2 separate regions of the Mus musculus genome follow, and region 2 is linked to region 1. Evidence: chromatin loops called from intact Hi-C (ENCODE). Cell type or tissue: left cerebral cortex. All regions are shown on one strand. Each heading gives the region's core, and the rest is flanking DNA. Links, peaks and the distances in the headings are about the cores only.

The links. Hi-C counts contacts between places; a loop is a spot of excess contacts. Peaks named below come from ENCODE experiments on the same cell type or tissue, not always from the same donor. Only the 100,000 strongest peaks of a DNase experiment are listed, where the experiment ranks them.
Region 2: it touches region 1 in a loop (5-fold over the local background); 1 of 42 quality-filtered maps calls a loop at or near these places.

The regions. Positions count from the first base shown.
Region 1 is chr4:43,235,202-43,251,256 of GRCm38, forward strand. Unc13b (unc-13 homolog B) reads left to right here. Exons shown (of 40, transcript NM_001384106.1): 15 at 1-200; 16 at 1,719-1,946; 17 at 2,496-2,637; 18 at 4,096-4,265; 19 at 4,645-4,760; 20 at 5,024-5,187; 21 at 5,806-5,956; 22 at 8,034-8,102; 23 at 9,501-9,590; 24 at 10,267-10,395; 25 at 14,256-14,380; 26 at 15,016-15,101. Among named protein-coding and RNA genes, the nearest start is that of Atp8b5, 24 kb to the right of the region's middle. In left cerebral cortex, for the core only: a CTCF peak has its summit at 9,048 (motif pointing left); a DNase peak (open chromatin) is centred at 9,042.
Region 2 is chr4:43,174,469-43,190,523 of GRCm38, forward strand. It overlaps Unc13b (unc-13 homolog B), which reads left to right. Exons shown (of 40, transcript NM_001384106.1): 9 at 1-3,866; 10 at 5,860-6,174; 11 at 8,301-8,391. Among named protein-coding and RNA genes, the nearest start is that of Gm25010, 19 kb to the right of the region's middle. In left cerebral cortex, for the core only: no CTCF peak of the experiment used is centred there; DNase peaks (open chromatin) are centred at 8,244 and 8,433; H3K27ac peaks cover 1,444 bases.

The DNA of each region.
Region 1 (16,055 bases), core at 6,388-11,387:
AACTCTGCAGGCCTTAATCTACCCCATCTCGTGTACCACGCCCCACAACTTTGAGGTCTGGTCTGCCACTACACCTACCTATTGCTATGAGTGTGAAGGCTTGCTCTGGGGCCTTGCCCGGCAAGGCATGCGCTGCAGCGAGTGTGGAGTCAAGTGCCATGAGAAGTGCCAGGACCTGCTCAATGCTGACTGCCTACAGCGTGAGTGCCCATGGGATGAGGGATGGGGAACGGGCAGCAGGGCCTTTCTAAAACAGTGAGCAAAGAGCAGTCATGTCGGACTTCTCATTACTCTGCTCTGCTCTGCTCTGTCCCAAGGGATCTACTCAGAAAAATAAGGTGCTGAATCCAGAGTTACTGCTTTTCCAAACAGTGGGTCTTACAGCACTCTCTTCAACTCCTTTAGGGAAAATCCTTTGAACTTTCTATAGCCTTCCATCTTAGTCAGGGTTTCTATTCCTGGATAAAACATCATGACCAAGAAGCAAGTTGGGAGGAAAGGGTTTATTCAGCTTACACTTCCACGTTGCTGTACATCACCAAAGGAAGTCAGGACCGGAACTCAAGCAGGTCAGAAAGCAGGAGCTGATGCAGAGGCTATGGAGAGATGTTCTTTACTGGCTTGCTTCCCCTGGCTTGCTCAGCCTGCTTTCTTAAAGAACCCAGGACTACCAGCCCAGGAATTACACCACCCACAATGGGCCCTCCCTCCTTGATGACTAATTGAGAAAATGCCTTACAGTTGGATCTCATGGAGGCATTTCCTCAACTGAAGCTCGTTTCTCTGTGATAACTTCAGCCTGTGTCAAGTTGACACACAAAACCAGCCAGTACACCTTCTATGGAGCTAGGGTCCCTTGCAGGATTCATTTGATTCCAGAACACCAGTTTGAATAGTATGCACCATTGCTTATGTTGAAAGAATGTGTATTATAATCCTGCTAGGTATGGTGTCACATGCCCTTAAACTCAGCACTTGGGAGACAGAGGCAGGCAGATCTCTGTGGATCCAAGGCCAGCCTGGTCTACATAGAGAGTTCTAAGACAATTAAGGCTACATAGTGACATAGAGTGACCCTATCTCAAAAACAAAACAAACAAACAAACAAACAAACAACCCAAAAAAACAATCGGGAAGGCAGGGGGAGGGGAGAGAAGAAAAAGAAAAATCCCTAGAGATAAGAATTTGTGTTTCCTCATAGAGAAAAAGTGGTTCACAAAGCTAGGAGTGGTGGATATAAGATTTAAACCCAGGTCTGACACCAAAGATTATATATATTTTTAAATAATACTACACTATTTGCTGAGATTAAAAGCACTAGGACCATGAAGCAGAACCCAGTTGTGTTCTGAAGCACTTCTGGGATTTGTGTCATGCTTGGCAGATAAGATTAGCTGTATTGTCATGGCCACCCACCATTGCTTCATGATATTGGAGACACCCTTTGGTGATATTTGACTTTAGAGACTCGATGGAACCTCTTCCAACATTTCTCTAAACAAAATAGCATAATGAACTCCCACCATCACTACCAAGAGTTTGCTGCCCTTCAAATTGCACTCTCAACTCCTCTGGGCTGGCCGTGGCCCCACAGAGAGATCATAGTATCCTTAAGCTTCTCCCATTGTCCATGCTTCTTCCCCGACACTCTGCCTCAGCTTGACCTTGGTCTAGGAGGTGAGCTATTGCTTAGTTCTACTTTCTGGGCCATCCTTTAGGGGCTGCTGAAAAGAGCTCTAAGCATGGAGCTGAGGACCGAACTCAGAACATTATCATGGCCATGAAGGACCGTATGAAGATCCGAGAACGGAATAAACCAGAGATCTTTGAGGTTATCCGGGATGTGTTCACAGTGAGCAAAGTTGCGCATGTGCAGCAGATGAAAACAGTAAAGCAGAGTGTCCTGGATGGCACCTCCAAGTGGTCAGCCAAAATTACCATCACGGGTAAGGAAGCTAAGGTGTGAGAGCTTAGGGAGACCTGGGCAGCGGGCAGAGCTTGAGAGGAAGCATGTCAAGGGGTTGAGAGAGAAGCTGCAACTGAGAGAAAGAGGACTCCTGTCATTCTTCACCCGTCCTCATTTAGACTAGGTGCTACAAGAGGCAAGTACTTGCAAACAATATGAACCATAATACAGGGACATCCTAACAGCCTGATAGTGTACACTCAGTTAAAAGCTGGGGGTGGGAGGAGACCAGGAATCAGTCACCAGTGGCTTGTGGGTAAAATGTGTGGGGCCGAAGCATGTGCACATTAGAGGGTCAGTGATGCAGTTATGAGTCAGAAAGGTGACAGGGATGGGATTCTTGGGCTAAGCTTTGAGGAAGAGGCTGGTAGCCTGGAGCTAAGGGTAGATACAGAGACGTGAGGTTAGGTTTGCTGCGCATGCATAGGAAGACATCTTTAAGTGGCAGAGGCTGTGATTAGCCCCATGGGGGCTTCTGATTTAACTCTGACATGTGCCCTAAACCTTTTGATTTATGCTTGGGCTGCAGTGGTTTGTGCCCAGGGCCTACAAGCCAAAGACAAGACAGGATCCAGTGACCCTTATGTGACTGTGCAAGTTGGGAAAACCAAGAAGCGCACCAAGACCATTTTTGGAAATTTGAATCCTGTTTGGGAAGAGAAGTTCCATTTGTAAGTCACAGGGGGGTGGGCACACCTGACTGACCTTTCTAGAAATATGCATATTTTAGCAGTGGTATTACAACCCACTTGATACTGAACAAAGATTGGAGATTCTCACATGCTTCACTGGGCAACAGGCATACTTTCTTTGGGTTTCTTCTTACAGTAATTTACCCAGATACTGTATTAATGAGGTCCGTTTATGGCCAGTGCTTTTTCTAGCATTGGAAAAGATCTCCCTACCACCATGCAGGCTTCCTAGCCTGCCTTGCAAGTTTTAGAATTTCTCAGGATTGAGACAAGAATGCTCTTGGCCTATAATTGGATAATTATGGCTTGAAGATGGAAATCTTGGGTCTGGAAGTGTTTTTCTTTTTTTTCCTGTCCCAGCATATTCCTCCATTTCCTTTTCCTCGCCTTTCTTTCTTTTGGCTGTTTCACTAACGCCTAGAACTTGGATGAAAGTCTGGAGTTGCCAGATGGCTTTGTCTCACATCCCTACTCCCAAGGTGTAAGATCAAGACTTTGGCTCTGAATCTGCTGAGCAGAATGGCTGTAATAGAGAACAGGTTCTGTTGACTCCCCGGGCACTCACATGGAAAAGGATTGGGGTACAGTAAAATTACTCTCCAGTCCAGGTAGCAGTTAATGAGGGAAGCACCCATTTGTCTGAGAATCTGAATAGTTCCTGGTGACGGCTTTCATATGACCATTTGTAAATGAAGTGGTTATGATCATCATCTCTTATCATTATGGATGAACAATTCACTCAGTTCCTATCCTCTGCAAGAGGCTTGACCAGGTGCTGTTCACCCAGGTGCTGTTCACCCAGGAATGAGTGACAGTCAGTGTCTGTCCTCCAGCAGCTCATGGTTGACTTACCTATTGTTTCCAGGAGAAGGGTCGTTGTGTGTAGCATCTTAGTGGAAATGTCTTGGATGTGGGAACACATAGGAACAGGGGAACAAGAAGCACAATCTGCTTAGTACTGATTCAGGGCGAGGGACCAAGGTCCAGAAAACAACCGCTGGGGAGGAGAGCAAGATGGGAGACCTTCTTCCCTTCCCCAAAGCAAAAACACCACAGAAGAGAGAGCCATTCAGTAAAGAAGGATAGAAGTTCGTAAGCACAGAGTTAGGTACATGAGGAAGTTAGAAATCTAAGCAGATATGACCTACCAGTCATGTAGCACCTTATGGGTTCATGTCTAGGACTCTGGGGAGGGAACTGGCAGTTCTTTCTGGAGCCCTGGAGTATCGTTCAGTGGGAATTGCTGATATAGTTAGCTGCATGAGAAGCCAGAATGTACCATAACCACTCACTTCCTTCCCGTCCCTAAGGACTGAAAGCCTTAATTCACTTGGAATTGGTAGCCCCTTGGTGGCCCTTTGGGGTGGACATTGGCGGTGCTAGTGATGCTGCTAGGTCTGTCTGCCTAACCTAATCTTCCACGCGCCTCTTCCACAGTGAGTGCCACAACTCTTCTGATCGAATTAAGGTACGCGTGTGGGATGAGGATGATGACATCAAGTCCAGAGTAAAGCAGCGGCTAAAGCGAGAGTCAGATGATTTCCTTGGCCAAACTATCATTGAAGTTCGAACGCTGAGTGGAGAGATGGATGTCTGGTACAATCTGGGTGAGGAAACTGAACCATAAAGTGTTACTGTGATTGGAGACCATCCGGAGCTATCTAGAAATCTGCTAAATTACCAACCTTCAGATCACATATCCCTGTACAGACCTGTCTTGCCTTTAGTGCTGAAATTGGTGGGGTGGAAAACAGAATGGCAATGGCTAAAACACATTCTAGCTTGGACATCCCTCAAGTTTCAGATCTTCTAGTCTCCATCCTAACCCCTTATCCCTGTAAGGCCCTGACCACTCCTGTCCTCCCACTTAGTTCAGGGTTGTTTGGAGAATATGTGGCCACTTGGCTTGGTGCCATTTCCCCCCTTGGATTAACCATCTGTAGATAGTTGCATTGCTCTGAATCCCAAGTCTCTTTTCCTTTGTAGAGAAGAGAACAGACAAGTCAGCTGTCTCAGGGGCTATCCGACTTCAAATCAGTGTGGAGATCAAGGGGGAGGAGAAGGTAGCCCCATACCATGTACAATATACATGTCTCCATGAGGTGAGCAACACTTTGTGAGTGGAGGGTTGGAAAGCAGGGGTGGGCTGCTGACCGTAAGTAAGGATGGCAAGTGTCTGGAGATCTAGGACCATTTGTTTTGTTTATTCTTGGCTCACTGTGCTATTCTGGGTACTCTGAGGGACCAGACCATTCTTTTCTTTCCCTGGAAGAACTGAGCAGTGACATGACAGAAAATTTTCTACTGCAATTTTCAGTTATGATGTGCTTGTAACCCACCTTTCTCTCTGCTCTGTGTTCTGCAGAACCTTTTCCATTACCTCACAGACATTCAGGGCAGTGGAGGAGTCTGGATCCCAGAGGCTCGGGGGGACGATGCATGGAAGGTGTACTTTGATGAGACAGCCCAAGAAATTGTGGATGAATTCGCTATGCGCTATGGCATCGAGTCCATTTATCAGGCCATGACGTGAGGCTCCCTGGGGTCCTGGGAAGTAGCTACTAATACTTTGGGTGGGTAACAAAGGCACAGGACATAGTAGACAGGTGCTTAGTAGCCATGAAGTGCAATGATTTCATACTTTTTCTCTTTGAGCTAGGTAGAGTGTCTATGCCCCAAGGCAAAGAAGCATACATTAGAAAAGGACTATATTGCCAGCATCTCAGGAATGCCTCCTTACCCATCAAGATCATGGTTAGGAAAGGAAAAAGGGATAAGTAGATATACAAAGACACAGGACCAGACATCACAGACCTAAGCATATACAACATGTTTTTGCCTATGTACCTATGTGCATAACTAACAAGCTGACCTAGATTACCCTGAGAGTCAGCAAGTTCACTAAACTGTAGGGAAAATATTTCTCTATGGAATCTACCAGCACTCCTATAAAAGAAATTCTTGCCTACTGGGAGAAGTGTCAATTGGTGATGTTGCCATAGCAATGCACACAGGACTCCATTCTGCATAAGCAGAGGGAGTTAGTTAGCTGACCTGGCTGCACTTCCATAAACTTTAATTGGGTTCCTACTTGGCTACTGCTACAGTCTGTGAAGAGTCTTTGAGAATGAGGATTCTGTTTTTCAGGCACTTTGCATGTTTGTCATCCAAGTACATGTGTCCTGGTGTACCAGCCGTGATGAGCACCTTACTGGCCAACATCAATGCCTATTATGCTCACACAACTGCCTCCACTAACGTCTCTGCATCTGATCGTTTTGCAGCCTCCAACTTTGGTGTGAGTGTGATGAAATACGTGTATCCAAATGCTGTCAGTTGATGGTTTGTTGTTTTCTGGCCAGTTGTGTAGAGTTGGCTGATGTGCCTAATTCTCAGATAGTTGCTACCTTGAAAGACAGCCTTTTTCCTTCTAGATGAGATGACTAACAGACTATCCTCAGACTCTGCTATGCTTTAGAAGACACTGTGCTGTGGGCCCACCACAATTGAATCACAATGCTTATAGTCATTACTCAGAATGTTACCTGACATAAATTCAGGATAAACAGGATGAAATGACCCCTCATGAAAGTTTTTTTCTGTAGGCATAAAATTACATCAGTAATCTTATGTAATCCTCACAGTCTGTGTATCTGTGATCCCTGATTTTTGGAACTCATAATGGTTTTGTTGTTAATAGAGTTTTTCTGTGGATGTGTTAATGTAATTGATTAATCCAATCAAGTCCCATTATGTATTTATTTAATCAGTATCTATTAATGTATGCAATGTAATGAATTCTGGAAATGTGCTAACAGCCTACAGGCATGTGATTCCATATTTAATGATACTTTTTCTTTGAAAACTATTAAATTAGTATATATTTATATATTTTAATATTAAAATATACACTAAGAAAAAGTACAGGGAACTTGGTTAAAGATAGACTTCTTGTGTCTTTCTGACCATTTTTCAAATGCATCACTATTTTTTCTCCCATTATCACTGCTAGACTCTGGCTATAAAGCTGTTAAGAATGCCCCAGAACAGCAGGGTAGTAGTGGTGCACAGCTTTGATCCCAGCTCTTCGAGGTTTATAGAATGAGTTCTAGGGCATCCAGGGCTACACAGAGAAACCCAAGAGGCTCCTTGGCACCAGGGTGACAGAGAAGAGGTAGAGGCCCAGTCTCTATCCATCCCCTCCCCACAGGCCCCAAGCTAGAGAGACTTTGACTGGACACGGACTTACTTTGCTGAATGCAGATGTGGGAGAGTGGGGCTTGGGGGAAAGGCAAGGGCCTGTGATGTAATGAGAAAGACCCAGAATATTTTAGTATATGCAGGGAAAGTGTCCTTAGGGGACAGAGCTTCAGAGCTTGGAAGTGTCTTTGATTGAGGCCATGATGGCAAAATGTAGGTAGCTGGAAGCAGGTGTTATGTGTGTGCACTGCTCCTGTCCATGTGTGTGCCTGGCTCCCCAGCCCCACTTTGTGCTAACAGCTGCTCATTTAAGGGTTTGGTTGTGGGCTGTCTGTCCCCAGCCCTTCCAAGGTACTTACTACCTGAAAGGAAGCTAGACAGGCTCCTGAGGGACATTGAGGGCTATGGCTCTAAGCAACTTTTGAAGACCATACTTGGCCTCTGCAGCCTCTCAGTCCCACATCACCTAACCCTGACAGTTCCAGACCTCTCTTCCTTGTGAGCCATTTTGGGCTTGTCAGACCTAGGATAACTCAGCTAGATGACCCTCACCTTAGGCCTCCCCAGACTCTGCTGCTAGGGTTGGGAAGAGCAAAGCATTACAAGGCTCTCAGGATGAGGTCCCTCCTAGCCCTACATCCTTTGTTCACTGGACCTGCTCTGTAGGTGGGGCCTCGGACTCACAGGGCAGTCAGTGCTCAGGGACACCTGTCTCCCAGCTTTCTTGAGTCATGTCACTTATTTCTTACTATGCTCTCTAGTGCCTTGGGGGGTTGATCATCTTTTAGATAGGGCATGAAGAATCTGTGCAGACGATTAAAGCTTCTGACCATCAATAAATGTTTTACTTAAAGCTCAAAAAAAAAAAAAAAAATTGCCCCAAGTAACAGGTTGGAGAAAGTGTTTGGATTTCCTTTTGCTGACTAAGATGAGAGAGAGAGATGCAATCACTGGTCACATCATGCATTTAGAAGGAGATTGCTTTCCCCCAGAGACATGCCAGTATGAAAGGGTTCCTGGTTCAAGACAGTGCTGCTAAAAGATTTTAACAGGGTTCACCTCATCTATTTTCCTTTATATTGATTTGTCTGTAGTAGTTCTGTTTCTACTGTAATCGAGGGGGCTCAGAAACAGATTGCTTCTCTTTCTTTCTATTATTTCTTTCTCACCCTCAGAAAGAAAGATTTGTAAAACTGCTGGACCAGCTACACAACTCACTGAGGATAGACCTCTCTACATACAGGGTAAGTGAAGACATGATGTGGGAAAAGTAATGAGTAACCTCAAACTCAATCTGGAGGACGTGGGCACAGCTTAGCAGTAAGATGAAAGGCACGGGAACTGCTCTGTGTCTTTATACCCACTCGGATGGGCAATGCCATTGACACCCGTGGTTCTTCTGATCTCACTGCAGTGTACAAGTAGCGGGTACAGCTGCTTTTAGTGGGCAGGTGGCTTTCCAACTCCTTCTTATCATCCGATCCAACTTCATAATAACATAGGTTTTGCCAGAACTTCCCTTACAAATATTACTTAGCCATATTCATCTCCCTCCCTCCCTCCCTCCCTTCCTCCCTCCTCCCTCCCTCCCCCCTCTTCTCTGTCTGTCTGTCTGTCTGTCTGTCTGTCTGTCTCTCTCTCTCTCTCTCTGTCTATCTCTCTCTCTCTCTCCTCAGTTCCCAAGAGAGGTATGATCTTTGGCTAGTGGAACAAAGAGTAGACTGTCTTGAACAAGTACAGTGTGTTAGGTGTTCTATCTTTTTCTGGTACAGGAGGAAATGGATGTAGGAGTGTGGGTACCTGGGATGGCTCAGGATGAAACAGTGGTCAGCTTCTCAGCCTCTTCTAAGTTAGATCTTACATGGCCTTTGTCACTTAAAGTGTCACTCCTCTCCAGAGCAGGCAATCCACACACCTTAGAGCAGCCTCCAAATTAACAAAGTGAGGCTTTGTTTACTTATCCTCCATTTGTGAATAATGGAGGAATAACTACATATTATTTTTGGCACCAGTAGCCATCTGTAGGCTTAAAACTGATGGAGTGGAGAATAGCTCAGACTTTCCCTTCATCTCTCCACAGCAGCTTCCTCCTAAAATTTATGTCAAAGAGAATAATTTATGACATGCAGGGAAGTCTTACGGAATTCACTTCAGAGATTGTGCTCAGAACTCTGCCATCTGCTGGCTCCAGAGCATAGAAGAGCAGCGTTGACTGAAAGTACAGTTCTGGATCTATGTGGTCTATAGTGTGTCTTCATCTGTATCCATGATATACAGTTAGATTCTAGCTTCTGAAGTACTTACTGTGTGTAAGAAGCTTCATTTAAGGAGGGACAGAGGTAGAGAGAGAGTGCATGGCAGGGACTGACTGTATCTATGTTTATCTGAATAAATGCTCACACATTCATGGGAGGCAGGTTCGGGGAAGAAGTATGGCTTTCTGAGATGTGAAGTACTCATCTTGGTAGTAGGTAAGGACCTGCCTGGTTCAGTAGGTACTAAAAAATGAACCCAGTAATATAGGTGGCTCGGCGACAGAAAATCCCAGTGGGCAGCAGCTAGGGAAATTTTGGTTTCATTACTTTTGGCAGTGAAGGTTTTGTGTTCTGTTCCTTTCTTCACATTTGTTTGATTTGTAACAGAATAACTTTCCTGCTGGGAGCCCTGAGCGGCTTCAGGATTTAAAGTCTACAGTGGATTTGCTGACCAGCATTACTTTCTTCAGGATGAAGGTAAAGGTGGACAGAGCTGGTCAGTGCTGGACTTGGTCATAGACACCTGGAGAGTAAGAGTCGTTGGACAGTCTGAGGCAACAGTTTCCATTTCCAAACATAGCTGTCCCCTGGGTTACTTCTAGGAGATATGTAATCCGTAGATCAGTGAGGAAGGCCTAGAAGTTCTCCTCAGCCGCTAACCTGCTGCCAGTGTTCATGAGTTTTCTCATCACTGTGACAGGATACCCTACAGCCACAACTCAAAGGGCAGGAGGTTTCCTTTAGATCCCAGTTCTCGGGATATAGTTCATTGTGGCACGGAGGGAATGAACAGCAAAGGGGCTTAGTCCAGGACAGGGGGGGACTGGCTTCTTTTACTTCTCACATCTTGGTGGATCAGGAAGCAGAGAGTAGAACAGGGAGCTGGGGCACACTAACCCTCAAAGGCCTGCTCCTAGTGATCTGTGATAACTTAACACCATGTCCCAGAGGTTCTACAGCCTCTCCAAACAGTACCTCTAAATTCTTAAAACATGAACCTATGGGAGACATTTTTCATTCAAACCATAACACTGGGCAAGTTTGAGGACTTGGAAAAGTGAAATGAATCTGGAGTAGATTTGCAGGGATGATGGGTGGATATCTCACCTAGGTGCGCAGAACCCCCACCCATATTTCTTCTGTTAACTGGCAGGTGCAAGAACTTCAGAGCCCTCCAAGAGCCAGCCAGGTGGTAAAGGACTGTGTGAAAGCCTGCTTGAACTCTACATATGAATACATCTTCAACAACTGCCATGACCTCTACAGTCACCAGTATCAGCTGGTAAGAGGTTTGGCGTTAGTGAGGCCAGCTGACAGCAGCTCTTGGGAGCCTCAGTTTTCCTTTACTCGAAATTCATGGTGGAAAGGAGCTCAAAACAAAGTCCTTGATGTTCTCCAGGATGAGCAAGCAGTTGACTTTGACAAAAGGCTTTTCTATAAAACAACACATGCATATTTGACCTGAACAGAAAATGGCTGTGATAAATTTTGCTTTGAGCAGTTTGGTGGTTCGATTTGTGTGGAATTCTCAGGCCATCCCAGCCTCTTTCTTTTACCTTTACTATCTCAAGGTTAATTTTGATCAGATGTGTTTGGACCATGTAAGTTCTGCACTGCCTTCCCCTGAGACTATATTTGGCTTTGAGCTCCTGGCATGAAGTTTTAACTTTTCCCTGTGGTGACTCATTCTTCAGTTCATGGTCTTCTGAGACCAAAATCAGTCGTATTCACTGATCGACTCTCGAGGCTGAGCCTAGCTGTCTGTGAATCTGAGCTACTTTATCTGTTCTAGGTTAGATTCTAACTCAATGCTTGGAAACTTAGTTCATTTTTCTTTAAACAAATGATTACATTTGTTTGATTATGTTGTGGTTTATGGATGTGTGTGCACATACATACATGGAGGAGAAAGAATACCTGTAGGAATTGGTTCTCTCTTTTTAGAATGTTAGTCTCAGGGATTGAACTCAGGTCATCAGACTTGGTGAAAGATATCTTTACTGGCTGAGCCACTTCTCCAGTCCCATCTATCTGGATTCTTCCAACTATATAACTCTTCTGCCAACCATTTAAAAGCCAGGACTTTTTTTTTTTTTTTTTTTGGTTTTTTTGAGACAGGGTTTCTCTGTGTAGCCCTGACTGTCTTGGAACTCACTCTGTAGACCAGGCTGGCCTCGAACTCAGAAATCCTCCTGCCTCTGCCTCCCAAGTACTGGGATTTAAGGTGTGCGTTACCACTGACCGGCAGGACTTCTTTTTAGTTCCAATAACTCAATTACAGCTATGTCTTGCTAACTTATGCTTTTGCAGATTCACTTTCCTTTAGTGCAGCAAACACACACAATCCAACAAGTATACATATGTGTGTATGTATATCTGTATGTATGAATGTATATGTATATAAAATGTTCCAAGCCAGGTCTGAGAGAAGTCTTAAGTGCTCCCTGAAGGACTCCCCAGTCTCACACACACATGCATGTATATTCACCCAGTGTGGGCTTTTAAAAGTATTTTGAGAAAGGCATAAGAGTGAAGAGATTCCAAGGAGGAAGAATTCATTCTTGGTTCAACAATGGGAACATAAAAGAAGGGTGATAAGGCAATAGGACCAAAATGATGGAAATCTATTGAACACCCATCTTTTAGTGAATATATCCAAGCTGTAATGCTTCCTTGGAGGACCTTAGTAAAGATCTAAGACAGTGGTTCTCAACCTGTGGGTCATGACTCTTTTGGAGGTAGACAACCTTTTCATAGGAGTCCTCTAAGATCACCAGAAAGCACAAATATTAACATTATGGTTAATAAGAGCAAAATTACAATTATGAAGTAGCAATGAAAATAATTCTATGGTTGGGGTCATCACACATGAGGAACTATATTAAAGGGTCTAATATAGTGTTAGGAAAGTTGAGAACCACTAGTCTAAGATCTTTTCTTCATGCTGCCTTCTCTCATTCTAAATGTTCTTTTTATGCCAGCCATATACTTAGGCTTCCGCATTTAAAGGTTTTATAAACCTTCCACTGGTTCTGGTCTCCATGGGAGGTTTTTCTGGGGCCTTTGTTTAGCTTGTGGTATATTCTGGGTTTCTCTATCACTCATTTATGTATTCTCTTTGGCTAGTGAAAGATACTGTTCTCAGCTCTAATCTTTCAACCATGCAGATGTTTTAATATTTGATCTCTCTGCTCCAGCATAATAATGAACAAAGCTCTGAACAAGGCTGCAAATGCTCCAGGGACTTGGCTTTAGTCTCTTTATTTTCTATCTACTTTTCTACTTTCTCTGAATCTTATTTCCATGAGACAATGTATGCACTCGAGTAAACTCGTGGAGTTTCTGTTCAGTTGCATATCAACAAACAAAAACTCCTATTTTTCCATTAGTTCTTATTTCCTCTACGAGTCCTCAGGCAGAGCTCATTTGCCCACCTATTCATTGAACACATGGAGAATTAGAACGCAAAGTCAAGTGAAACACAGTTTTACACAGCCTTGGGAGAGATTCTGGTTTGGTAGAAATGAGGGCAAATTACTGCATTTGTCGTTATTTTTGTTGTTTTATTATATTTTATTATAGTTTTAGATATCTGATATGCTAATACCAGAAATTCATAGACTGTTCTGGGAGCCTGGGGGGGGGGGTCATCTAACCAAGCCAGGAGTGCCAGAGACAACTTTGCAGAAAGTCTAGCTGGATTTTGAGGAAGGCCTAGAACTGATATCAAGAAAGGAGCTGAAGGGAAGAGGGAGGGAAATAGAGTATTGGAGGCACAGAATTATTCATGCACATGTTAATCTCAGAAGGCCTGAGCAGTTTTACTCAGGTCTTTGTAACCTCAGACTTCGGAGCTCACCCGCTGTGAGGTCAGGTCTTAGCTCTAGGACAGAGGGCAGGTCACAGAAGCTCACTGTGCTTTTGTCTCCTCATCCAGAGCGTGAGAAACTAGCAACTTGTGCTCAAGAATCGCCAAGCAGATGAAATGAGATAGTGTGTGCAAAGCTGTTAGCAGCTGCCAGGCGCCAGAGTAAGCATGATGCAGTGCAACACAAGAGAACTGGCACGATGTGGAGTGGAGAGGAAGGGAGCAGCCTAACGACCATTGTGTCCAATGAAGGAGTCTAACTTAACTGAGGACCATGGAAGAGCTCTGAGATTCCCGTACAGAGAAATCACTGGTAGCTCACTGGAGGATGTATATAGTGGACTGCAGTTCAAAGGCCTAGGGTGTCTTTTGAATGAGTCTTTGCTGGGCTAGTGGCAGAAAAACTAAAAGAAAAAGGTGCATATAAGTGACACTAAGGTCAAGTCAATGACATATGGATTCAGTCCTGGTCTCTGCTGACTTCAGGCTCGTTAGGGGATTTTGGAAACTGTAGTAACATGTAGTATTCACATAAAAGTTCCACACTTGCCTCTGCTCCCGTGAGAAAGAATGTGCATTCCAGTCTCTGTAGTAATCATAAATTGTCTTTGCCTGGGATCTGAATATGAGTGACTATTCTTTTCCTGAGACTCATTGTTATATTCCTTTGTCTCCTAAGCAAATCATCTTCTTTGGATTGGCAAATAGCTTTCCAGGTGCATTTCTTCCAGCCAGCAATAGCCTTCAAGGGATCCAAAGAAGACTGGCCCCACTGAAAATTAGGTCAAACTGCACACAGGGTTTGTCCTGCTCAGCTTGAAGGAGCTTCTTAGAATTAGGATGTCTGTGTGTGCTGTGTGAAATGTGGATTTAAACAGGGACATCTGGAAAAGGAAGGTTGCCTGGGGGTGGGCGGATCTTACAGAAACAGACGTGTTAGTGAGGCTAGAGGATGCTCATTTCAGCCAGAGTCACATGTCCATAGTGACTAAGAGAAGAATCACAAGTGCCTTTATATCTCTTAGATTGTCCAAGCATACCAGAAGAGAGCCCCAGAGCTGAGGATAGCAATTCTCAGTGGTTGAAGGGTCTCCCAGTAGTCACCCCTCTTATGGAGCTGAGGCAGTCATTTAGAAGTCGTGTGCCAGAAAAGGAAGTATCCCTAACTTTAAAGTAGCAGGCATGGTAGAGGAAAAAGAAAAAGGAAGAGTCTTTTCAGTACTGTTGTGACTAGCTCCCTTTCTCCATGCCCCACCCCTCCCCTGAACACGAAGCAGGAACAACCTCTAGAGGAACCAGGGCCCAGCATTCGGAACTTGGATTTCTGGCCCAAACTTATCACACTCATTGTTTCGATCATAGAGGAGGATAAGAATTCCTACACACCTGTTCTGAGCCAGTGAGTATCACCCTACTTGGCTCTGTCTGGTTGGGGATTGGTCTGTCCATCTAACAGTCTCTCTCTTTCCTATCTCTGTATGTTTGCAGTGCCACCTCTTCCAACTGTCCGTCCATCTGTCCCTCTGTCCCTTGTATCTGTCTGGGTAACTGTTTCTGGAGACAGGTGTGGAAACATAAGGGGGGGCCCTATACAGGATGGGATAGCCTCCCCAGAGAGAAAGGCTTCTGGGACTGTAACTGTTAGGGGAGCCCCAGGGGACCCAGAGACTGTGTGTGCATGTGCCCGTCCACAATGAAAAAAAGCTGGCCTCTTAAGGCCCACCCCTGCTCTTTCTCCTGCAGCTTATCTATCCTGAGCCTGTCCTTCAGCCTCAACCCTCCTCAGGGATTCAATGCCTTGTCTGTACCTTCTGGGCATTCTGTCCTTTGGGTTCATCTTAGCTAATATGGTCCCCCTCTCCGTCATTTATTCTCCCATTAGTCCCTGGGCCCCTTTTCTCCAGACTCAGTCTAGTCCTGTTCCCTAGGACTCAACTCCTCTTCATTATGTCTTGTGAGAACTAGGTACCTTGGGATAAATAAAACCAAATAGCTCTTGCCTTGATGTTTACCATGTTTTTTTCCATCTCTCAGGTTTCCTCAGGAGTTGAACGTAGGAAAAGTCAGTGCAGAAGTGATGTGGCATCTGTTTGCTCAAGACATGAAATATGCACTGGAGGGTAAGGGTCTGCCAGACTCCATCTACCTCATAAGCTCTTTCTTTCCTTTACCACACAACTTCAAGTTCTTGGTAAACAGTATAGTAAGCAAGTAGAGGGCTTCTAGCCATGGAGGCAGGTAAGCTATGGGAGGCATAGGACAGACAAAGCTGTAGCCTAAGGAGCCATGTAAGGACAGTGGGTGTGCAGGTGTGGGTTTCTCCTTCTAGCTTTATAACAAGTACCTATGCAGGGCCTTTCCAGCCCAGAAAGCAGCTTTACCCATGGTGAAGGGTTTCTGAATAGTGGCTTGCTTCCAAGAGTTATCTTTAAAGTTTGAAGAACAAGAGAAGCTTAAATACTTAGAGATGTCATTATTTTCTTATATTTCTGGCCTGGCTTTCTTTGAAACCTGCTCAGAAGGCTACTTCCCTCAGCCCATAGAGCAGAGCCAGATAATTCTCTTCACTTTGTTCATTCAGCTTATTCTGTTTTCCATTTCTCACCCTCACAAAGATATCCCTCTCCGTCTATGTCTATACCCGTCTGCGCACCAGTCTAGCCGCTGTTCCATCTGCTATATATGTTAGTGTAGCTCCTCAGTCTTGGAAAGTGGGTCTGAAGGAAAAGGAGGCACATGGGACAAGCTCAGGGCAAAGTCTGTGCTCCACTTGGGTGGAGGGAAGACATGGATCACTCTCAGACTCTTAAGCCTGTGAGGTTTAGAATCAGAATTCTTGAGGTTCAAAGACACTTTGAAGGTCTGTGCTAAGTTGTTATAGCCAGACCACATGTGGATTTACATTATGTAAGTCAGCCTCCGAGCAGTGGCTGAGTCTTGCTTACTTTGGGCAATGTAATACACACATTTATACAGGTTTTGCCTGACATCCCTGCCTTGGTGAGACAGCACTCACCAAACCTGATGGGAAGTTTGGTGTCAGTTCTCAATGAACAATTGTGGTGGGCTTAACA
Region 2 (16,055 bases), core at 5,930-10,929, 61 kb before region 1:
TCATCTTCTGACGAACCTTCCTCTTTAATTCATCCCGAGAGTATGACTGAAAGTTTACAAAAAGAAGAAACCCCACCAGTGAACAAACTGACACCTGTGTTTTCTATTTTGGGCACCCTGATTAGAAGTAGTTTGAATTTTGACAAGAGTGATTCTGTAGATGGTTTGGTCATACAGAAAACAGATCAGCAATCAGAGTTATCTGAACCCATACATGATAGTCTTCACTCATTAATCTTGAGTAAGCAATTATCATGTCACTCCATAAAGGAGGACGAAAGTCATCCTGAGGATTTGGAGAGGCAGATGGTATACAGTGTTCAGCAACCAGAGTTTACTGACAGTATAAAGCAAGAATTCTCTTTACATAAAAATGATCACATGGATAAAGAAAGTTTATTAAAAGCTGGCTTTCAAGTAAGCCAAACAACTCTTAAAGCTAAGACAGATGTAGAAGATGTTAAAATTATTACAGCAAAGTCCATTGTAGATCCTCTTGCACCACAGCTTAGTAAAGATGAACATAAGAATTGTGAACTTCTGCAAGACCAGTTTTCCAAAGAATCTGACAAAACTTTGCTTACAAGTGCACTGAAACTCTTTGGTTGGGAAGAAGGATCATCAGTAAGTACAGTAACAAGTGAGAAACCAGCATCTGGAATTTTGAACCTCTTTAAAACCCGGGTGAATAAGGAAGAATCACCAGACTTGGAAAAGATTGGTGATAAAGGTGGAAAGATTTCATCTCAGGAAAAGAAGGAATCTTCTGGTGTTGCAAATTTTTTTGGAACCCTTGGCGATTTCTTTAAAACCAATGTGTGTCTCATGCAGACAACTGAAAATAAGTCTGTTTCTTTAGTGACTGATGAGGATGAAAGAAGGTCAAGTCCTAACCCTTTACATCTAGCGCATCAGGATACAGGAAATTTTCCTCCATTACCAGTCCCCTCAAAAAAGAAGGTTAGAATTAGAAGTCTGACCAAACAGACCACCATTGATGACAATGGGCTGAGAGAACCATTAACCAGGGAGATGCAGAGTAATGGTTTGAATGAAAAAGAGGTACCTGTCAGAGATCACCAGGTACAGCAATCAACAAGTCCACCTGTCTCAACAGGTGGTTCCAAAGAGTCTCCCAGAGACTCTTCAAAAGGAACTGGTGCCGTATCTACAGGAACTGAAGTTCCAAGAAATAATAAGTCTTTTGATGCTCTGAGTAGAAGAAATACAAATGAACAAGATAATTTTCCTAACCAAGAATGGAAATTTTCAACTGCTACACCTGCATCCCAGCAAGAATTGCCATCCAGAAGGAATATATTTTCTTTCTTAACTGGATCTGAAAAATCTGAGAACAAAGCCTCTGCAGCTCTCCCAAGGGCCAGATCTCAAGCAGAAGGGCTGTTCACTCTTCCTTCCTTTTTCTCCACAGCTAGCTTAAGCACCAAGAAGGATGCCTCTCGCAGCAGCTCTGCTTTCAGTTTGTTTAACTTGTCCTTTTTGGAGGAGAAGCAGCAGTCTTCTGAGGAGAAGCAAAGCCTCTCAGCTATTGCTCCAGTAACTGCCCAGCCTTGTAGGAGGCCAGTAGTTTCTGTAGACACAGGAGATGTTATGACAAAGGAAGATTCTACCGCTCATAAAGAAAGCATAGTCCACCAAGTAGTTTATGAAGAGCAGATGGCTCCTGGTGTATCCACTAACAGCACCACTGAGCTTACTACCTCCCTTGTAGACAAGCTCCATATAGAGAAAACCCAGGAAAAAATGAGTTCCAGTAAAGGAGGAGCAGAAGGAGCAACTGCTTTTGATTTTCAGGTGAATCAGTTGCCAGCCAGTGTTGCTCCTCTTTTACCAGAATTTCAGGAACAAGCCCTGGGGGTAGCTCCTCAGGAAGAAGGGGTTTTCCACCAGGAAACCTCCTCCAGGGACTCAGCAGCTGAGTCTCTTTCTCGTGACAATGGTTTGAATGAGAAGCTCAATGATCTAGATGTTTGTACTGAACACCAAAATGAAAGATTTACCACTGGCTTATTGAACTTGCCTTTGGAACATGGCTCTGACAGTCTTTCAACACAGATCCTGGATTTACCTGCTTCTCCAGACCCAGGGCATACAGGGCTTCTACAGAACCAAGATGCAGATAAATTAGAAGACAGATCAGTATTAGGCTCCAAAGTAGAAATGATTTCAGGGTTTGTGACCAAAGTAAAATCCTTTTCTGGGTCCTTAATTGAACAGCCGAAGACTTTTTCTGGATTTTTTTCTACTCCTAAATCTCCAAAGAAAAATTCCTTTTTTTCGTTTTCCTCTGCTGCATCATCTCAGCCCCTCAAAACTGAGCTGTTTGGAATTTTCAGAAGTCCCAAACCAGAAACAAATAAGCAAGAACCATCTGTGAGTACTTCATGCTTTCAGAGTGGTTCTTCCAGAGACCCTGTAGGATCAATTCTTCCAAAAAGCTTGCCTGGAGAAGCTGCCTGTGCAGGACTCAATTCAGAGTCTGCTCTCAGTGCCTGTAGCATAACTGTGGTTGATGCAAAGTCAGAATCAGATCCATTGACAGATGACCCTAAACTAATACCTGAAATGGAGAAAAATATTTCTGAAAGTATTTCAGAACCCCCATGTTTTGAAGTACTTGCTACTACGTCTTCTGTCTCAGAGGATGATATGGGACAAGGAATATTATCTTTGAGTGATGAAGGAGACATGGGGCTTTTGCAGGGCACAGACACAGAGGCCTCACTGGAAGCAGAGCACATTCTTCTTCCAACACAGCTACAGTCAGATCCTGCCTGTATTGCTGAAGAGCTTCCCCCTTCAAGCCAACCACTTCTTGAACTCGAGCCAGAGCCAGAGCCAGAGCCAGAGCCAGAGCCAGAGCCAGAGCCAGAGCCAGAGCCAGAGCCAGAGCCAGAGCCAGAGCCAGAGCTTCTGACGGCCAGCACAAATCAGGAGTACTTTGGGCTTGTAACTACTTCTGTAGAAACTAGTATTTCACTGTTTGATGAGGCAGGAGCCAGTGAGAATACCACACTAGAAACACAAGGATATCATTCCTGTCCTTTGCAAGAGGAACCTGTGCTTTGTCTCAAAGAAAGTTCTAGTATACATCATGCCCCAAAAGATCCACCTGTAGCCCCCCAGGAAACAGAGCAGACAAGACCTCGTTTTGAGATCCCAAATATGGCTAGTTGGCCAAAGCTTCACTTCCCATCCACTCCTGACCATGGGAAAACACTGAGTTCAATCTTTAACCCCTCTAGCTCCTCTGGTAACATGGCAGCAGAGACTGGCTTAATGTCAGGCTTTAAGAAGTTGTCTACTCTCTTTGAAGGAGCTAGTGAGGGGAAAGGAGTTATCCTAGGAAATGATCCAAAACTGGTTTTTGGAAAGAAACTGGATCTTTCTTTTCCATGGTCAAAAGAGAATAAAGGAGACCCAGAGCAGATGCCTGCAAAGTCATCTCCGGTTTTGGTTGTTAGTGATGATCAGGACCTTATCATCAGCAAGGCTAACAAAATTTCAGAGTCTTCTCAAGTACCTAGTGGTAGTCCTAAGTCAGCTAACATCTGTACGCTGCCCTCTGGGACCACAGAACAGTTGGTGGCCAAGCCAAGTGACTGTGCTCAGGAGCTTTCAAAGTCTGGTGAAGTGGAAAGGCAGCTGGAATTTTCAGCACCTGAAGAACACTGGGGTGAAGACAGCAACCTGTCTGGATCTGCTCGTCCTTCAGAGAAACACAAGGAAGAACACTGTGCTCAGCCAGCAAAGCAAGAAGAGATGTCTGCTAGCACTAGCTCTATTTTGAATGTGGGGCAGCTAGTCATTCCAGAGGATACCAAGGAAACAGTAACCAACAAAAGGCCGGTTCTCCACTCAGGCATCATAAATGGTTTTCAGGAATTGACCATTTATGATGCAATTGATTAGTAGTAGATTGTCATAGCTTGCTTCAGTCCATCCCATGTCTTTCCTAGCATCTGAGCTTCATGTTAATTAGGGGCTAAATGACAAAAACAAAAGTATGGGTATTTTCACACTCTCCCTTTTCTAATGTCAAGTAGAGTTCATTTAGTGGACAAGGAACATCTAGCATAAAGAAAAGAATATTTACATAGGCTGGTTTGTTCTGGAGAAGGGAAGACAAGAGAAGGCAACAAGTATTTAAGGGCTATCTATTAATTCTAAGTATATAATCAGAATGCTTTCTTAGGTCTTAGACACTTGTAGTATAGTAGATGGGAATAATTGTAGTTTGCTGTGGTTTTCCAAGTCTTCTAAGATGTCTCCCCAGTGGCTGTGAGGCTGTAAAGTAAAATACAAATTGCAAAGAATGACTTAAGATCATCTGTATTCTACATCCTGTTCCACATGGATTTGTAAGACTTCTTCAAGGGTCTCTAATACAGACTCTCACAGTGCTCTGGACTGAACAGCTATAACAAAGGATAAGCTGGGTTGCCATGATACTTTACTCAAAGCTGAAGTTCTTTTGCTGCTGTTCTTTCATCTGGAGCGTTGAACAAGGTCTATCTGTAAAGGTTGTTATTACTGCCCCTGATTATAGAAACTACACAGGATAGTTTAAGAATGCTACTTTGACCTCTGGCCCAAACATAGATCTACTTAGAATAGTGAAGAGAGAGAGACCACATTAGAGCTACTCAGACATTGACTTGATACATGTTCTGCTAATATGTACTGAAGAATCAGAAATCAGCCTGAAAATAGCACGTAATTTAGAGTTATCTCTTCAGATAACAACAATGCTCTCTCTTAATCTGTCCAAAGGTAAATATAAGACCTTAAGTTAAAGACTAGACTTTGGCCAAAACAAAACAAAACCAACTCTCTTTGCATAAAAGCTTTCCAGAAGGATACCTGCTATTAAGAAAAGGAAATGAGGATTAATAGCTCACCACCAACTCCTTCCAGGTTCATAAAACTGAATCCTTTAGAAGATGAGCTTCAGGATTCCAGGGGTACCTTGATACTATTATCACTCTGCCTTCCCTGCCACTATCACAGTTCCTCTCTGCTACAACTGCTAGCTCTCACAGCTGGGAACATTTCTTTCTGTGCATGGGAATTCAGGTGACTGAGGGAGGGCTGAACTGGCCTCACATCATATACAGAAATAACTTTTCATCCCAATCCAGAGGAGTTGGACTTAATTCACTTTATGCATAACTGAGCCTTGATCTGAGAGAAACTCAGCTACAATGGGTAGATATATCTTGGGGATATTTCCCATGCCTCTAAGGGTATCACTATTGCATTTGTGTTCCTGAAACCTGTGGAATTCCTCTGCAGAATTTCTTAATCCTGGTCTTCATCTAGTGACTTCCATACTTTACCCTGTAGACTGAAGGAACATGTCTTTCTGCTTTGCTAAGGCACAGGCACACACATTTGTAACTATAGAGGAAGCAATACGGACTTCTCTTTACTAAAGAGTAGAAGGGTGAGGCTCATTTTCTTCACTATGTGGAATTTGGAAAACTTTAATCACAGCCACTGGAAAAGTTTCTGTAGAAGAAACTGAGTAAAGAAGTTTGTAAATATGCAAAAGGCCAGTTTCTTCATTGTTCTGACAGGAAGGAATTAGGTAAAATAGTTTCTGAAGTCAGGCCCGAGGTTCAGTGGTGACAGAGGCTTAGCATGTTGTCCTTTTTCCTTTTGTGGTTGACTAGACCAAGTTTTCTAGATTGAAATGTTTGTCCTCGCTTCCTAGGATCCTCCTGTGTATGATTATTCTTGTCCCATGCAATTATTAGTTCCCAGGTATGTCTATATTTGTGTTCCTGTCCTTGGTTTGTGTTTATTTACTAATTTGTTTTCTTTTCACTCTCGCAGCCCTACCAGCAGTAGTAGGTATGGCTCCTCCTGTAATGTGAGTCAAGGAAGCTCTCTGCTGAGTGAGCTGGACCAGTATCATGAGCAAGATGATGATGGTCGGGAGAGGGACTCCATTCATTCTAGTCATAGCTATGGCAGCCTCTCCAAAGATGGCCAGGCTGGTTTGGGAGAACAAGAGAAAGCCTTGGAAGTGACATGTGAATCAGAAAAAGAGAAAACAGGTGAATCCAAGGAGATGAGAGATGATGCTACAATCCACCCTCCTTCAGATCTGGTGCTGCATAAGGACCATGTCCTAGGACCCCAGGAGAGGTAGGTGATAGCTAGCTCACATGCAACCTGTTATATCTCTTATTGAATACAAACACTTTTCACTTATTTTTCTTGCAGCTGGGGGGCAGGTACAGCAACAGTGGTCAAGTTGGTACATCCTTTGATTTTTGTTTAATTTCCAAGATGTTTGAGGGACTTGTGTTACTGAGGTACAGGCACACCAGGAGTTCTTGAACATGCAGTCTTGACCACACAGATCTCTGAGTCTGAAACTGGGCCTGAGCCCCACAGGGTTTTTTTCAGTGGTTTCCTTTGCTTAGGGATCCTTTAATTTCTTTTGTGAACATTTATGTTTGGTTTTATTTTAACCTGTCTGAGGGAAATTAGAACAGAATTAGCCAGACTTAATACAGCTGCTATACTGTACATGGCTTGACAGTGTGTTTGGCATTTTTTTATCCATAAGAAGAACATTTTATAATGTATCTTTCGGCCAAGTGTGGTGTACACCTGTAATTCATTACTCTGGAAGCTGAAGCAGAAGGGTCAGGAGCTTAAGACCAACCTGAGCTACACAGTGAGATCCTCTCTAAATATAGCATCAAAAAGAACTAAAAGTGGTCGTGTAATAAAGTTTAGTATAGAATTTGAGTGTTCTTCTATACCATTGAGCTAACCTGTGTAAAACAGCTGAGAGGTTGGGCATAGCAGTCCACTCAGCTATTGTTGACATTTTTAGGACAAATAATCATTATGGAAGACTACTGTTCATTTTAGGGCACTTGTTAGACTCTCTGGCCTACAGTAGATGGCACTAGCCATGACCAGGGGGACAACCAAAGCTCTCTAGACATTGTCAGATATTCCTAAGCACAAACCCTGCCCTGTGCCCAGTTGAAAACCACTAGGGTGGAAAATAAGAGCACGGCTTAGCTTTCTGACATCTACATCTCATCACAGACCTCAGACCAGGACAGTGAGTGCAGTGACTGGACGAATCATACAGCTTCCTGAAGACTATTGAAAAGTCACGTTCTCTTCTTTTCATGGTCTTCTGTTGTAGCTCAGGCTGGCTCCAGATTTGTAACTTAACCCCCTGATTGCTAAGATTATAGGCATGTGCTACAATACCCACCTCCTAATGCCTAGCTCCATTCTTGTTTTTTAGTCATCTGTTGTAGTTCAGTTAATAGTTGAGAGGCCCAGGAGACTAAGGTCCAGACCAGGCTCTTACTGGGTTGTGGTCCACCAGCAGCTGCTTCTTTATGGACCTTGAACCTGACATCAATGTTGTCAGGGCTGAGCTTTTGGCACAGAGGTGAAGTACTTCACATGAGTACTTGTTTATCTCCATTAGGCCAAAAGGTAGCCAAATTCTTAGCCAGAGTACCTTGGCTAAAAGTGCCTACAAATGTTTTGGAACAATTAGATGCCAACAGAGCCTGGCATAATTTTTGCATGTGCAGGCAGTAGACATTTGTCTGCTACCTTGACTATAAGCTATAAGGAGGAAGGAAAGTATTATCTGGTACTAAGCACTATTCCAGCTGAAAATCTAGCCGATGGCCTACTGTAACATAGAGTTCCTGCCTCTGAGGTACTTGGTTATATTTACTGTTCATTTCACACAGGCTGTCCCTGAGGCAGCTCAACGTACACAGTGATGACATGAAAGGGCTATCCTCCCCTAGTCAACCTTAGATGGAGTCTCAGCATTGGAAGGTCTTCCAAAACAGTGGAACAGGAAAGGGTTTACAGAACAAACTTTTTTCTTAATGAAGCTATGCAAATCCCAGGGGAGGCTGGTGGTCTCTAGCAGGGAGGGGGTGCATGCTCACTTCACTCGATCTGTGACTTCTGCACTTGATGCTGACCCAGGCCCTGGCTGCTGCTGCTGCTTTTATCACCTCAGTGTCTGAGCTATCTCATGTGGGTACATGAGAAAAGGAGAAGGAAGGGGGAGTGGAAAGATGTAAGGAGTTGTTATTTTAGACAGGAATTGTTTTCAAAATAATTGTTCAGAGCTCCACTGTTTTGTGGCCTGAATCACTAGCCAAGTGTAGGCATGAGCACAGACTGTTTTATTTTAGACATGGCAGTCCTGCCTGAGCATTGTCACTTTGTTGTCTCTGCTGTTTACAAGAAATGCTCTTCTCTGTTTCAAGTCTTCCTGAGGAGACCGCATCATCGCCATTTACCCAGGCCAGAGCACACTGGTTCCGAGCGGTTACCAAGGTCCGACTCCAACTGCAGGAGGTAGGAAATTTGTTCCAATAATGGTTGGGACAGTTTTTTTCTTTGAAAAGTTTGGGAGACATATGGTGCTGAAGAAGCTGTCAGTAATTAGTCATCTTCTTGCAGCGTGCTTCTGGGAATGCATGGCAATTAAGCGAGGGCCTGAAGAGATGGGAGGTGGCCTTAGCTGCTTGATGAAAATCAAATAGGCCTAGTAGGTGGGAGCTTGAAGGTAGGGTTAAATGCTTATTTTCTCTACTACCATTTCTTTGGTGCAGTGTTAAGGTAGGGAACAAGGCCTCTTAGGTAATTCGTTGTATTCTTTATTGGCTAGTTTATAGGGCTGGAAATAAGGTACAGACGTTTTTATGGGAAAATTTGGCTCCTGCTTTAAGGCCCCAAACATGGACACATTAAGACTGTCCATGAGGGTACCAGAGAGATGGCTCAGTGGGCTCAGGTACTTTCTGTGCAAGCGTGAAGATCTGGGTTTGGTTCTTAGCACCCATGTAAAAAGCTGGGCATGGCTGCATGCCCCTGGAGCCCCAGTATTGTCAAAGGAAGTAGAGACAGGAGGATGATGGGGGCTTGCTGGTCACCATTCCATTTTCAGACTTTGTGAAAAACCCTGTCATAGAATTAGGCAGAGTGATAGAGGAGCAAGGTGCCTGACTTCCTTTGGCCTCCATGGACCTGCACACGCATGACACACACACAGAAATACACATGGGGTGGTGAGGGTAAGAGAGATGGAGAGGGGGACAGAGAAGGAGAGAGAAAGAGGGAAAAATGTAAGAATAGATGATGTAGTTCCACAAGCAACTTGGGAGGAATAGGTTTGTTTCCCTTACGGTTTATAGTATTTAATAAAGACAGGGCAGGAACCTACGGCAGGACCCCAGGCAGAAGCTATGGGGGAATGCTGCTGACTGGCCTGCTCCCCATGCCTTGGTGAGCTACCTTCCTCATACAGCCCAGAACCACCGGCCTATGGGTAGCTTTGCTCCTAGTGAGCTGGGCCTTCCAATGGCTATCATTAACCAAGAAAATACCCTGTGGACATTGTGATAGAGGCATTTCCCTAGTTGGGGTGTCTCCTTCCAGATAAATTTGTTTTCATCAAATTAACATAAAACTCATAAGAACAAAAATAATTTATTTTCCCTTTTAGTGTTAAAAGTTTCCCTTAGCAAAATGTGTCCTTATCTGCATCTGAAGACAGGCAGTCTTTAGGCAGGAGGGTTGTTTTTAAATGATGGCGGTAGCAGTCACTAGTGTAAAACTTGGCAGATATTAAAAACTCAGGCATGCTCACATGTGTACATGCACCCTTTAAAGACTAGCCTGAAACCCAAGGAAAGTTTTTGTACAGTCCTATAACTCTGTACCCTTCATCAGCTGCTGCCTCTCTCCCCCCTTCACACCTGTCTTGTTGTCTCCCTCTATTGTGGCCACTCTCTTTAAGAATCAGTTGGGTTGTAGACAAGAGAGTCTGCCACTCCTAATGTCTGTGTCCTCCCCTAAAAATAAGGCCACTCCTCTAAGTAATCTTAATCACACTATCAAGAAAACACCAGTAATAGTTCTCGTATTCGGATGCCATGCAGATTTGCCAGCTGCTCCCTACAAGGTCTCTTTCTCTTCTGATCCAGAATCTAATGGCTGCCTTAATTGGAGTCTCTTATGTCTCCTTCAGTCGGAGCAGTTCTCAGTCTTTGTTATCCTCACAGTTTCAAATGATGAAAGCTTTCCTTTTGTAGCATGGACCCACTCTGTGTCCTTATGTTAGGTTCAGGCCACACTCACTTGATAGGAATTACAAAAGAAGTACCTGTCTCGGGAAGTACGAACCTGTCCTGCCATAGTTGACAGTGGCCTTCATATTTGGTTCAGTTGTATCAGCCAGGTTGCTCCGCTGTCAGCCCTTTCTTTTGTAGTGAGAGCCTCTGAGACTTGATACGTGTTCCTCTTCAGATCTGTACCTACAAGTGGTGATGTGTGTCTGGAGCTACCACTTGTGGTGGTAAGTTGCAGATGCTAACTTTGTTCCCGCCGTCCTTTCCACAGTGCAGTGTGTGTTCCAGTATAAGAAAAGTATCCTTTTCACCTATTAATGTAATCCACTAAGACTCATAGGCCCGTTGGTGCACCAGTTTTAGTATACTATTATTATCATTTATCTTGATAAATTATTCTGATTAATCTTCACACACACACACAGCTTTGTGGATTGTTTTTAAGTCAGTGTCTCACTATTGTAGCCTTTGCTAGCTTGGAGTTCCCTATGTACTCAAACTTTCAACCTTTCTGTTTAAGCCCTGGGAGAATACTGGGATTATGTAATGTGCTATTACAGCCAGTTTGCAAAATATAAATTTAAATTTTTAAACAATTGGGTTCCTGGAATCAAGTTCTTTCTCCAGGGGCCAGACTAGTTACACCCTCTTCCTCTATCACCCTTCTGTGTGTTGCGATTGTGAGTATATTTAACAATGTCTGTCTTAAAAAATGTTTTTTTAATCATTAATATTAATATTCTTAGATGTCAGCTGATAATTTGTTATGCTTTTCACATTTTCATTTACATGTTGTAATATGTTCATATAATTGTATGTATCTATAATCTAAAATGAATAACGTCCAGGAAGTCACACACTGGGAGTCTATCAATCTGGACTGTCTGACAAGAGGAAAGCAAACATTTAAACTGGCACCTAGAGAGTCAGTGTCACAGCGCTTTTTATTTAAGTGTTTTTAAAGTGAAAGTCTTGGAATTCTACTATAAAGTACAATCATCTCCCTGTAAAAGGGAAACTCAGAGTGACAATAAGAAGAATGTGTTGGTCAGAGTACAATTGGTTATGACTTTAAAGAGATGATTGATCAAAATATACCCCTCCCAATAAAACCAATTAAAAATCATCCAAAAAGTGAAACTTGCAGTTGTCTGGAGAAAGGGTATGGTTTATCCTAAATTAAGGGCAATCACCATTTAATTGAACAGGAAAACCATAGTGTAGTGTCCTTAACACAGAGAGACGGCTGGCCAAAAGGAGAAGATGAACCAGAGCTTAAAGGTGTCAGTTTATGCTCAGGATGAGCTCTGTTGACAGAGCAGTTGAGATTGTAAGACAGAATGCATGCAGAACCAAGAGTTTTCCCCCTAAATTGCCAAAGTTCAGCCTGTGTTGCCCCTTTACCCTCTGCTGAAGACACTTAATTTTTGCTAGTTTGTTATTTATCATGGGTGGCTCTTTATGTAGCATAAAATCAAATATAGATATACATTGTACTTTTTCTTTCATATAAAAGGTGGTATAGTGTTTGCCACTCTAAAGGCAATGTGAACCTTGTGTGTGTGGTGCAATGAAGTGCACTGAGTCTGAGGCGAAGCCAACTTCATTCAGAGCTTCAGGCAGTTTGTACTCTGAGGGTTAAAAAGAATGAGTAAAGCTCTCATGAGTTCAAGCTGAATACAATCACAAGGACAAGCTGCACATGGTAAAACCATGCTTTTCTATAGAGGAATGTGAATAACAACAGCCGAAAGGAAACATACTCCTCTCCCGCCCTACCCGGGAGGGTCACAATAGCACACTTCAAGAACAGTTCTGTGTTTTTAAAGAAACTGAGGTCACAATACTCTTGTTTTCTTGGACTTTTCTGGCAAGCACTCAAATTTCCCCTTGCATGATTCCATTCTTAGACTGTGTTCCAACAGAATAGTATACACACAAGACCAACCTTTGCGTCTCTACTGGGAGATCCTCGTACTTATTAGCTCTAAGATTTGTTACAGATACATAATATTCCCCCGTGTGACAGCACTGCACATGTTAGTGCTCTTGCTGTTTCCTTTGAGTAAGAAGCCATGCTAGAAATGAGAAACCTTTTATGCTGGCCATTTCATATGCATGTGTGCACTTCTGTAATTTCAATATACATTACCATATTGTTACTCTTCAGTAACTTATATGAATGACAGAGGTCTGCTTTAAGATGTCTTCTGTAATCTGGGTTGATGGAAACAGCCAGCAGTGAGAACATTGCCAGTCACATGGTAAAGAGAAAGCAAAGATGAGGATTAAATGAGCCTGTAGCAAATGGCCGTGCAGATCTGCCTTCACTCACACATGCCACTCACACTTATATTTGCTGCCCCAGAAGCCCTCAGCCATCCTCCCTGACTGAGGGAGCAGCATGAGGATGTGTGTAAGTGGCTTTGATGACCACACAAAAGGGTCTGTGCCTTCCATAGGGCATGCTGGCTGCTAAGTCCCTGCTAGGAATGCTAGGAGGTGCTTTTCTTTCCTAACCCACCAATAAATATGGTGATTTGTCAATGTTTTGGCATTTTGATATTCTTTTAGATGGAAGTCTCTTAGTTGTTTAAATTTATGTTTCTTGCTAGTAAAATTGAACACTTTTCTTAAATAGGAAAACTAATTAGAAATTATTTTGTGTGACTAATTTCTATTGAGTATTTTTTCTTATTAACTGAGCTTTTTTTATGTTTTAGGGAAATTAACTCTTTGTTACTTGAATTGCCAATCTTTTCTCAGTATATCATTGTGAGGATATACAAGTATTTTAAGGAACTTTGTTTTTCTAATCCAGATAATAGACAGAACAATAGTGTCTTTCTCTTAGCATTGTGAATTATCCAGGAAGGCCATGACTTTAGAAAGGATTATCAGGAAAGAACATACTTCAGTGGCTCGCATTGTCTCCATGATAGAATAAATTCCTTCTGGTCCAGCTCTACACAGTTCGAAGTGTGAGTCATGGACCAACACAGCCTGAAAACTGTTTGTTTCTAGTCTTTGATGAAATAAGTACCAAAATTGAAAGCAAGCCTTCAGAGGCAGTTTGAATTGCCATGACATCATGCACACCCAGGCTCTGTCTCACTGAACAGGGTGTAAACCAAATCTACCAGGCCATCACACTGGGGATAAAAAACCAGTTCCTTAACAAAAAGAAGTTTGGGAAGCATTAGTTGATACTTGTAAAACATGAAATATTTTATTTTCTCAAAATTCTCAGAGACTTTGCACTTGGTGTTTCTTGTACCTGGAATTTTCTCTGAATTCCTCTAGCTAGCTTTCAACCGTGAGTTTTAAGATGCAGCCAGGTGTGAGGTGTTGGGAGAAAGTCTCCAGACTGTGTGTGAGAGCCTGTTTAGAGTTGGCACTCACCATGACATTATGGGGTTATTATTTGCTGTTATGCCTTCCTTAAAAAAAGAGAGAAAAGAACCTTTGGGTCAGGTCCTGGACCATCAGGGCTATTTATGTGTGATGCTGCCTTCTATAGAATGTCTAGCAAATCACTTGTGGTTATTTCACAAGCTAGAAATGCCTTTTTTTCCACAGATGCCTTCATGTATAAATTACATTTATATTGTGATAAGATACTATAACCAAAGGCAATTTAAGGAAGAGTTTATTTTGCCTATGTTTTGGTGCCAAAGGGCTAGATAGCAGTCGAGGAAGGCATGATGATGGGAGCAGGAAGCTGACAGTCATGTCTCGGGCACACAGGAAACAGAGAGCACGCTGGCATAGGGGAGAGGCTAAAAACTCACAAAGCCCTTCGCCAGTGGTGCACTTCTTCCAGCAAAGCTCCCCTCCTAAAAGTCCTATAATGTCCCTCAAACAGCACGACCAGTCAGTCGGGGGCCTAGTGTTTAAATATGAGCCTGTGGATGGGGGCAATCTCATTCAAACCATCACAGTGTGCGTCTATTTCATCCTATTTTCCAAGTTCAGCCCCTAAAGTTAGTAACAACAAAATATTAACCATTCAAATCTACCAAGCTTTCTTTTATGATACATATTTAAATGTATTTAAGTTTACTGATTTATTACAGTATTATATATAAGATTATGATATGAGTAGGTTTTTTTTTCTCAGTTTTTGTAAGCTTTATTCCGGGTTAGTAATTATGACTGTTCCTTATCTACTTTGTCATGAATAAGGTTTTAGTAATATTGTCATAGAAATCTGTTTTTGTTATTGTTTTTTGTTTTGTTTTGTCTCTTGAGACAAGGCTTCTCTGTGTAGCCTTGGCTGTCCTGGAGCTCATTCTATAGACCAGGCTGGCCTCCGAACTCAGAGATCTGCCTGCCTCTGCTTCCCGAGTGCTGGGATTAAAGGCGTGCACTAATGTCACCTACCCAGATTTTTTTTTTGGGGGGGGGGAGGAGAGGATAAAGATTTATTTTCATTTCTGTTTATTTTTAAACTTATCTTTATTTTCTTCAAATAAAATGGATGAACTAGGAATATTTCTTTGTTGAAGAATTTGTGCTTTGAGTGCCTGAATATGCTAGACTGACTTTGAATATTAACATTTTTTGCCAGTTTGACCAAAGAATGGTATCTGACTTTTAAAATTTACATTTCTCAGTTTTTGTGATCTGAGTATTCCTCATATGTTTGAGTAGTTAATACTGAGCTGTTATGGCATTAAACAAATTTGGGGGTACTACCATAGAAAGCCAGCTGTACTTCCTCCATTCCTATAAAATTGTCAGAGACTTAAGGACTTGATTATTAAGGGTCATGCTTGTGTCCTTTGATTACCTGGACATCTGAACTTAATAAGTGTGATGACATTGCTGATGCTGACAGAGCGGCACTGTTGGCCGTGTGGGTGGATGGTAAGGATCTGTACCTTATTTGGTTTCGTTGCAGAAGAATCTGGAGGAGGAGGTGAGACTTTTCGCTCTAGAAACAGAGACTGCGGTGGCAGCAAGTGGGTGGGTGTTCCAGGTGGAAGGGACAGTACAGGAGAAGACATGCAGACAGGCCATGCTGAGGAAGGCAAGCCTTGGGAATCAGGGACAGGAGTGAACAGATAGATCAGAAGGCCCACACTTAACTGGAGCTGTCAGAGGAGATGGAAGACTGCAGCAGGCTAGCCTAAGTTACCAGGCCAGGCACTAAAACAAAAGAACAAATTGGTTGTCTCCTGCAAGGTTCTCTTTCCACTTGTCACTTCCTTCCAAACTTCAAATGTCGAAGCTTCCTTCTTATCTCATAATTGAAGTTCTAGAAAGGTTGTCCCATGAGGAGACAATGATGAGCCTCAAAGATAAGCAGGCCCTTGGGACCCTACCTCTTAGGCTTAGGAGCAGTAGGAAAACACATTGTGTAATCTGATACTTCAGGATTCACTGATTATGGCTGCCCATCTTAACTTCCATTATCTCAATCTTGGCCCTTTGATGAAGATTACTAGTTTCTTTTCTGTTTCAGATCACTGAAAGATAACAGTCCAATACTGGTATCACTTAAAAATCATTAACCAGGGCTGGAGAGATGGCTCAGTGGTGAGAGCACTGACTGCTCTTTCAAAGGACCTGAATTGATTCCTAACATCCGCGTGGCAGCTCATAGTTGTAATTTTAGTCCAAGGGGATCTGATGTCCTCTGTGGTCTTCTGGGGCACCACATATACATAATGTGTGTGTGTGTATAGACTAGGTTGGCCTTGAACTCGTAGAGATCTACCTACCTCTGCCTCACAAGTGCTGCGATTAAAGGCATGTGCCATCATGCATGTGCTCCATCTTATTTAAAACAATTATATTGTGTGTGCATGTGTGTGTTCATGGATGTGTGCATGACAGTATGTGGCATGCATGAAGAGATGAGAGAACATGTGGAGTCCTTTCATC